Linked DNA regions of Homo sapiens: region 2 is linked to region 1. Evidence: chromatin contacts called from ENCODE Hi-C data. All regions are on one chromosome and are shown on one strand. The core of a region is the stretch at or near the end of the contact, and the rest is flanking DNA. Distances in the headings are between cores, read along the strand shown. Region 1 holds the start of LINC02647 (long intergenic non-protein coding RNA 2647). Region 2 holds the start of GRID1-AS2 (GRID1 antisense RNA 2).

Region 1 (4,309 bases), core at 726-3,225:
ATCTGTGCACATGCAATTTAGCAGACCAAATTTTATGAAAATTGATGACGATTAGCCAAGGACATTCTATCAGTGAAAAACAACAACAACAACAAAAAGATTGACTACCTGCATGCCAGGTTCTATAGTTAGCATTAAGAATGCAAATGTGAGAAAAGTTACAGCCCCATCTGGAGGGGGCATGATATTATGGGAAAGATTACAATGGGACGTGTCCATTCTGACACGTGTTCTGTACTCTCACAGAGGTTCAAGAGGTGTCACTGGCACCAGAAGCCCTCCATCCTCAACCCCACATGTTGGTGGTAAGGGCCCTGGAGAGTCTTTGGTCATGCAGAGATGATACAGACCAGTTTTATTTGTTTTGGTTCTCTCTGTTTGTTTGAACTTCACAGTACTCACTGTTATCATGGGAGCAGAGTGAGTCATGGCTCAAGTTTAGCTCAGAGTGGTACATTTTAGCCAAGCTTGTGTGTGTGTGATATATGTGTGTATATACATATTTACTAATATATAGTTTATATATGGGTGTATATATACTTTGTGTATATATGTATATTTACATATATGTACATATATAATACACATGTATTCATCTATATATTCATCCCATGATATATGTGTATATATATGTATAAAATCACACACCCATCATGAGATGTAGATATTAAAATAATGCAAGAATATACATATATATGTATAAATGTATGAGTAAATACACACACACACACTCTCACACATATGTACATCCCCTTCCCCTTCCAGTTGTACAATTCCCTCCTGATTGAGATTTCTACTATTATTTTAATACCCACACGCCATGGTGGGTCACTGGGGCATCATCCAGATGGGCAGTAGAGGTGAGCCTGAAACGTAAACTTTACCCCACCATTTGACAAGTTGTCTGTGCTCAGAACCTCATCTGGGATCTAATTTGCTAAACTGAAGGCCTTAGGCATTTTTGTAATGCAGCATATGGCCAAAAGAAATCAGGTTCTTTTTTTTTTTTTTTCAGTTGAATAAGGCTAAGAAGAGGAACTCACCCAAATTGAACATCAGTACATGAGAGGAGGATAAAAAAAATCCAAAGCTGTGCTTGCAACCTAGGCACAGAGAGGTGTAGACAAAGCCTCTGACACAAGGCGCTCTGATGACCACCAGGGGCATTCTTTAATGCGCAGGCAAATGAAGAATGATGCAGGGCTGTGCCAGAGCCTCATCAAAGGCAGAGGTATGCCAGGCACTGAGCTTCAGCACAGAGACTAGCAGAGCTTCCCTACATCTCTCTGGAGCCCTCTCAGCATGGAAACATTGCAATGGGATGAGAGGAAAGAATGTAATTGTACCTCAAAAGAGGTGACAGTTACAGGTAGGGGCTGTGATCCCTGGAACAGATTGCCCAATAAAAGCAAAGGCAGATTTCAAGTTGTCTGATCCTGAAAATTAGAAAAGTACATGACTTAGCTGATATCACTCTTTTTTCTCCCATTCACCTCTGGTGGCCTCAGAAAGCCCATAACCTCTAATGTAGTTTTCTTTTCCAAAATTTCTCCAGTTTCACCCCGACCTTCTTCCACACCACCCTTCCTACTAGCTCCTGGCTCACCTAGTGCAGTACGAGTAGTGCTGGAATCATCCTCTCCACATTGGGGTCAGTCTTTCAATCATCTTCCTTAGAATTGTCCCTTTTATCTGTTCCTTCTGCCCCAAACCCTGGTAACATTGCCCGATAACTGAAGTTCCCATGCAACTTTTGAGTTTTGTCCATGACTAGTGGGCATAGAAGGAGATTTTCTATTTGGTGGCCAAGTTTGCTGACAAGATCAGCTGCCTTTAGCATTTGTACGGGACTTTAATGAGTAAGGAGGGATGTGTTGTGTGGAGAAAGGAAGAAGGGCTTCCAGGCAGAGGAAGCAGTGTGCACAAAGGCACAGAGATACAGAGAGGGCACCAGGGATGGAGGCAGCATGAGTAACACTGAGGAGACAGAGCACAGTATGCATGGGGAGACAGTGGGTGATGTGTCTGTAAAGTTATGGCATCATAAAGAAAAGTTATGACATCATGAAGAAAAGCCACCCTGGGAGCAAAGCAAGTTAGGGTTGTAAGAGACATTTCTGAGATTAAAGCAGCCAGATCTATGATGGGGTGGGTACGGGTGGTTAAAGAGAAACAGAACGTGAGAATGACTCATGAGACTATTAAACTGACTTAACTGAAATTTTAAAAAAGGGGGAAATACCAACTACGATGCACCCCCCCCACCCCCACCACACCATGTTTTAATGCTACTCAAGGTCTATGGCTGGGAAAGGCCACTTGTTTTTCTTCAGTTAATGCTGAGACTGTTTGTCTGCCAGAGGTAAGAATGTCCTGCTTGGTCAAAGAACATGCTAGGATTTTGGAAAAACAGAGGAATGGTTTATCTTCCGAGAGAATAGACCTAGATTCTGATACGCTATATGCTATTCCACCAGATCTGGGGAAAATTACAGTAAAACCTTTTTTTTTTTTAGAATTATCATGGGATATTTAACATTAACCAAGTCCCCTAGTTACGCTGAATGTGTCCACTGGGCCTGACATGGACTTCTTGCATGGGAAGCGTACATGAAGTCAGGCCAAGTTGTCCAGCTGCATTGGCAATGGCTGGCCAGGAAAGGCCAGGCTGGATCCCATTTCATTTGGGCATTTCGCGCCAGGCTGTTGTCCCGTCTGCAAAGGGGCTGCTGGCAAGAAGCATCCCCAAACACTCAGTTGCAAGGATATAAATTTCAGTGAGCCTTTTCAATATTCATGCAATTACCCCGGAAAGCACATTTGACATTTCATAAATACAGCAGAATATTTAGCATTTGTCTCTCCCTCTCTGCTACCTAAGCATACATGGGAAAATATTCCCCAGAGACCCTGCTGTCTGAAATGGCAACAGTTATTGAATCCATAAATTTGATGGATCAAAGTCTTCCTTCTTCATCCCTTTTGTAATTTATAAATGAAAGTGTGACCATATAAATAAGGTGGCAGGGTGTCCTTCCTCATGGAGCACAACCAGCCATTTCTTGCAACAGGCCAGCCTCCCGCCAGCTCTGCCTGCAGCTTTAATCCTTCACGTTTGAGTCTCCAAAGTGAGCTCACAAACCAATAGACCCCACACAGACCTGTGCCATGGCATGGGGGCCTGAGTGTGGAGGCCCCAGACACCCAGGCAGCAGTAGACAGTGCCAACGACAGGCTTGTGTTCCTGCCTCAGAGCCACCGAACACGATTTCAGTTTCCCAAGGACTCTGGGGGCTCTGCAGATGGATTGAGAGAACTCTGGGGCCTTGCACACAGCCCTCCCCATCCTCCCACAACCCACACAGGCTCAGGAATAAAAACTGCAGCTCTTCAGCAGCTCACCTGAGGGTGTATCAATGAGAGAAGCAAACCACCTTGCTTGACCCAAGCCTGGCCTTTGTGAGCCAGCGCTGAAGATAGAGCTTCTGTATCAGAACAGCCCATCTCACAGCTGCCCTGTGGCATCCCAAACATAGGCCAGATCTTCATGGACCTGGCTCCTCTCCCCAGGCAGGAAAGTAGTATCTCTCCTGTGTGCCTGACATGAAACAAGGTCCTCCTCTGCCACCAATAGGCTTATGAAGATAAATAAGTAATGCATATTTTTCTCTAAAAGAAGGAACAGGAGCCGTTTTCCATACATGAGGCAATAAGGCTGACCTACCTGAGAGTTATTTTCAGAGCTATGTAGCGAATTATTTTGACTTTTTTCAATATTAGAGATGAATTCTTAATGTGTAAAATGTGTGTTTATATACATGCATGCATACATACATATATAATATGTGTATGTATGCATACATACATGTACATATAATATGTGTATGTATGCATCTGTGGATATATGTGTGTGTCTAATAGTGTGGTGTATCTGAGATCAAGTTGATATATGTTCATGAATGTGTATATTAAAGATTATATGTATAATATATGAATGAGCATAAATGTTAATGCTATCCACAGATGTGTATAAAATTATTGTGTGTATTGGTATTTAAAACTGGTATTGGTATTGGTAAACACGACTGGTATTGGTATGTGCTTGTATATATGCAATAATGTAATGTGTATAGGAATGCATATATGCACACACGCATTCATATGAATGAATATGTGTACGTGAGTCTATGTAAGCGTAGTTTAAATGTAGTTTATATTTAGTTTGAATTTCTCTATAGCAAAATATGTGTCGGGCACTGTATTTTACATATATTAGTTTATTTTCACATCTTTAAAAATCTATAATTAC
Region 2 (4,309 bases), core at 1,088-3,587, 210 kb after region 1:
GATGTAGAGATTGCTCAATAGATTTCAGAGGGAGGCCAGGCCAGACCAGCAGTAAAGCTGGGTCTCAGCGCAGTGAGGGAGAAGTTTCCAGGCCACCAGAGACAGACCTAGAGGACAAAAAGGGGCAGAGCCCGGATGCTATTCAACGGTGCAGAGCTGGATGATGCACTACTAGAGGCACCTATGAGCTGTTAAATGGTGCAGAGCTGCAGCAGGAGCTTCTTAGCAGAGATGCCTGTGCACTATTTGATTATATAGAGTTAGAGGATATGCTCCCTACTAATGGTGCCTGTGTGCTATGAGATGATGCACAGCTACAGGCAATGTCCCTGGGTTGCCCCTGTCCAGACCAGGAGTCCTCAAACTTTTTCTATAAAGGGCCAGATAATAGATATTTTAGGCTTTGTGGGCCACATATCTTTATCACAACTACTCAACTCTGCTGAAATAGCAGGAAAGCAGCCATAAACAGCATGTAAATAAATGAGTTGGGCTGTTGTCCAATAAACCTTTATAAAAACAAGCTGTAGGTCAGATTTGACCAGGAGTCAGAGTTTGCCAATCCTTGGTCTAGTCTTTCCTTAGGCCTGATAAGTGCATGTGGCTGAGAGAAACGGAAGCAGCCTCTCTCCTCTCTCTTTGTGACACATCTTTCAGGACCAGGAAAATCTTCTCCCTTACAGAAGGTTATCAAGAGACAAGCCTGACAGGAACCCTGGAGCTATTTCTCTTGTCCCTTCCACCATGAAATCTAAAGGGGGTAACCTGCTAACTGATGACAGGAATCTTGTCTCCGATTTATCTGCCTCTGCTCAGTCAGACAGCAAACAGATGACTCATTCAGGAACAATCCTGTATTTATTGAGACTTACTGGGTGCCAGGCAGGTTTGTTGTGAAAATGGTGTGTTGTCGTCTCTTAATAAATAAAAATTCCCTCCTGTTCCAAATTCTTTCATCTTTGCCTCATCAAAGCCTGACAAGGTCTCACTTGTCCTTATCTTAGTGGCCACTGGCATGGTAAATCCTTTATTTGCATCTTTTGCTACTGATTTTTTAACATTATTGTATTCATGAGTAAGACTCTATTTCCAGAGGGTTAGTGATTTCCTAAGTGCCACCAATGGACAAGGAGTAGCTAGAAAAATAAGGAAGTGTTTCTCTAATGACTCATCTCCAGGTTTATTACCCTCCAGAGGCTCAATGATGTGTATTGGCATGAAGGAGTGGATCTCAGAGGCGAGCCAACCATGACATAACCCTTCTCCAGTTCTGATACCGTGGACAAGTGATCACTCTAAACAATTCCCCACCTAAATTGGTTTCATGTCATTAAAAGCCTTAGGACTCCCAAGGAGAAAATAACAGCATACCATCCATACCAACCTCCTTGACTTTTGCAGCAATTAGACATTGCTCCACTACCAAACACTCCCTGAAAATGGAGCTGAGTCATCAAGGAGCAACTGAAAATCAGAAGTGTGATTATCTGTCAATTGCTAAAGAAGTTTCCAGGAGAAGCCCCTCGGTGGGCTTCTCCTCACCTTTGCCAGGCTGCCTACACTGCATGGCAGCAGACTCTGTTTGGGATTTGGAGAGGCTGTTCCTCCCTGAATACTAGGCCCATAATACCCTACTTGCTGGATTTGTTCTGTAGTTTCTGGATTCAAGTCGTCATCCTCACTTAGGGCACAGCCATCTCCAGACTGGTCTGCTCTCTGGGCTCAGGGATTCACAAGGTTACTGAAGCCATAGTCTGGGGGCAGGGAGCAGAGGGGCCGCTCCATAGGAGTAGGGAAGAAGACAGATTTCAGACAAGCATTTAAGTCCAGTAGTCATCCAAACAGGCACACGAAGAAGGAGGATTTGAGAGTAAATCTGAGCTTTTCTTCCACTAAAAAAAATGCAGCACACTTCATTGTCTGACAATACTATAAACTCACTTTTATGACACTAGTTATAAAACCCTTAACATTTGTCTAGTGCTGGCAGTCAGTTTTTTTTTTCTTAGAGATCCAAATGCAAGAGAGAGATTTGTGATCCCAAAGCCAGCTTGGGGTTCATAAAATGAAGGTACCATAAAACTAATCCATCTTATGTACTAACAAAGATTAAATTCTATACCATGAAGTGATAGGCATTGATAAGAAATCCTTTGTTTGCATCGTTTGCTACTGATTTTTTAACATTGTTGTATTCATGAGTAAGACTAAATATCACCAGACGGTGAGTGGTTTCCTAAGTGCCGCCAATGGACAAGGGGTAGCTAGAACAATGATGAGGTGTTTCTCTAATGACTCATCTCCAGGTTTATCACCAACCAGAGGGCTCAGTGGTGTGTGTTGGCCTTTCTGAGGCATAAGCAGGCACATGTCGCCTGCAAAGAGGGAAGGGGTGGGTACTTGTGAGGAGCCCAGCACTGCCTTGCTTGGTCTGGACTTACGCATTTGGAAGAGTAGGGAGGTGAGCAGAATGAGATTAATGACAACCTTTGCTTCAGGATACCCATACATTTCTCCAGGAATGGCTCACTTTTTGAATTAACTCATTAACTAATTTTCTAAAATCTCCTGCTAATCTAAACCTAACACCAACTCTGACTTACCAACAATGTCCTTCTCTCTTCTCTGCTGCTCTGGCTCTCCCACCTGTAGCAACCACTGTGGTGAATCTTGTATTTTATCATTGCTTTGGATGTGTATGTGTATATTTTATACATTTTTAAGAGGGTATAATATTCTGTGTTACCTTCTATTAGTTGACCCGTATGAAATTGCCTTAATGTTTTATTTTACTCAATATTATTCTGCTAAGATTCATCCATTTCATTGTAGACAACATCTTTCTTTATATTGTTAATGGTCATTTGGATGGTTTCCAGGGTTTTGGTTCTACAGGAAGTGCTACTATGGCCTTTCTTGTCTCCAAAAGTGCATGTGGACATTTATTTTGGGTGGATACATTGGAGTGTAATTGCTGGGCCATACAGTATGTAAGTGTCCCATTTTATAAGAGAATGCTAAGCTCTTCTCCAAAGTGATTGTACTGAGCACACCCCCATCAGCAATTAACCAACTGTTACTCCACGTCTTCTTCACCGCCTCTCATTTTGTGCCAAACTAATTGGTGTAAAATGATATAATCTTTATGGTCCTGATTTGTATTTCACAGATCACTAATAATTTTGAACATCTCTTCATTTGATTACTGGCCATTTGTGTTGCCTCTTCTGTGGAAGGCCTGTGCAAGCCTCTTGCCAGTTTTCTATTAAGTTGTTTGAGCTTTTCTTATTAATATATTCTTGACAGTAATCTTGCATTGGTTATATGTATTGTAAACATCCCCTCCCAGTGTGTGACCTACCTTTCTATTTTATTTAAAGTGGCTTGTAATGAATAGAACTTTAACAAAGTCAAAAGTAGCTATCTTTTTTTTTTCTAAGCAGTGCTTTTTTTTTTAGCATTATGCAATGAATCTTCTTAAGACCCTGTGTGGATGACAGTATTGGCTCTCTCTGAGAGTCAAAGAAAGCCAGGAAAGGGAACGCGAAGGCCATTTGGCCCAGGCCTCACATGCACAAAAGGCCTTAAATCAACATTGTGTTCATTATCTTCAAATGAGGTCACCTACAGCCACAAAGATTCACTGTCAGGGGTGAAAGAAGATCCTGCAGCTTAAGGCTAGAGCATCATCCTTTGCAGTGCAGTGAGAACTACGAGGTTTTAATAAATCTTGTAAGCATGAGAATAGCACAGTTACACTGCATTCTATTGTTATTGTCAAAGTATCACTTTGTTAAATCTAAACATTCAAAATTTATCATGATATGTATTTTCAGATCATTTAAGTCTCTAAGGAGACCACCAAATGGAAAGTTGCCCAGGTCTTTCTCAAATCCAAGAGTTCCCAAACAAGGAGAATGGTGTGCTCCATTTCACAATGTTGGTAACTTACGAAACTGGAATTCACACCTAAATATGTCAAGCTCCAGAGCCTAGACATCTTCTGCTGTTCAATGTGGCTAAATGGCAATGAAAAATCATCCTGAGCATGGGATCCTGTACAAGTCATCCTGTGCACGACCATCTTCCCAGTGGGCCTCACTCTACATGGCACCACAGCTAGGTGCCCCAGCCTGTCATGGGATAGAGGCTGCACTCTGCCTGATGCCCATGTGTTTCCAAAGCAAAGGGGGACTCAGGCCTCTCTCCCTTGACCCCTCTGGGGCACATCAGGGAGGGGCTGGCAGATTGCTGAGGACCATGAAGGGCAGGGCGGTGGGCTTTACTGGCCCCAGAGCTTGCCCCAGGC

What was found. Hi-C counts contacts between places; a loop is a spot of excess contacts on that map.
Region 2: a loop to region 1 is called in a map of Caco-2, with 2.3 times the contacts of the local background. The contact joins the promoter of GRID1-AS2 here to the promoter of LINC02647 in region 1. A Hi-C loop is called at or near these places in 1 of 168 maps with a recorded cell type or tissue (Caco-2).

The regions. Positions count from the first base shown.
Region 1 is chr10:85,430,797-85,435,105 of GRCh38, forward strand. It overlaps LINC02647 (long intergenic non-protein coding RNA 2647), which reads right to left and starts at 1,976. Exons shown (of 2, transcript NR_120669.1): 1 at 1,607-1,976; 2 at 1,147-1,436. It overlaps LOC101929662 (a long non-coding RNA gene), which reads left to right and starts at 2,067. Exons shown (of 3, transcript NR_120670.1): 1 at 2,067-2,362.
Region 2 is chr10:85,641,728-85,646,036 of GRCh38, forward strand. GRID1-AS2 (GRID1 antisense RNA 2) reads left to right here and starts at 2,338. Exons shown (of 4, transcript NR_199154.1): 1 at 2,338-2,461; 2 at 3,837-3,939. All of the region lies in intron 13 of GRID1 (glutamate ionotropic receptor delta type subunit 1), which reads right to left.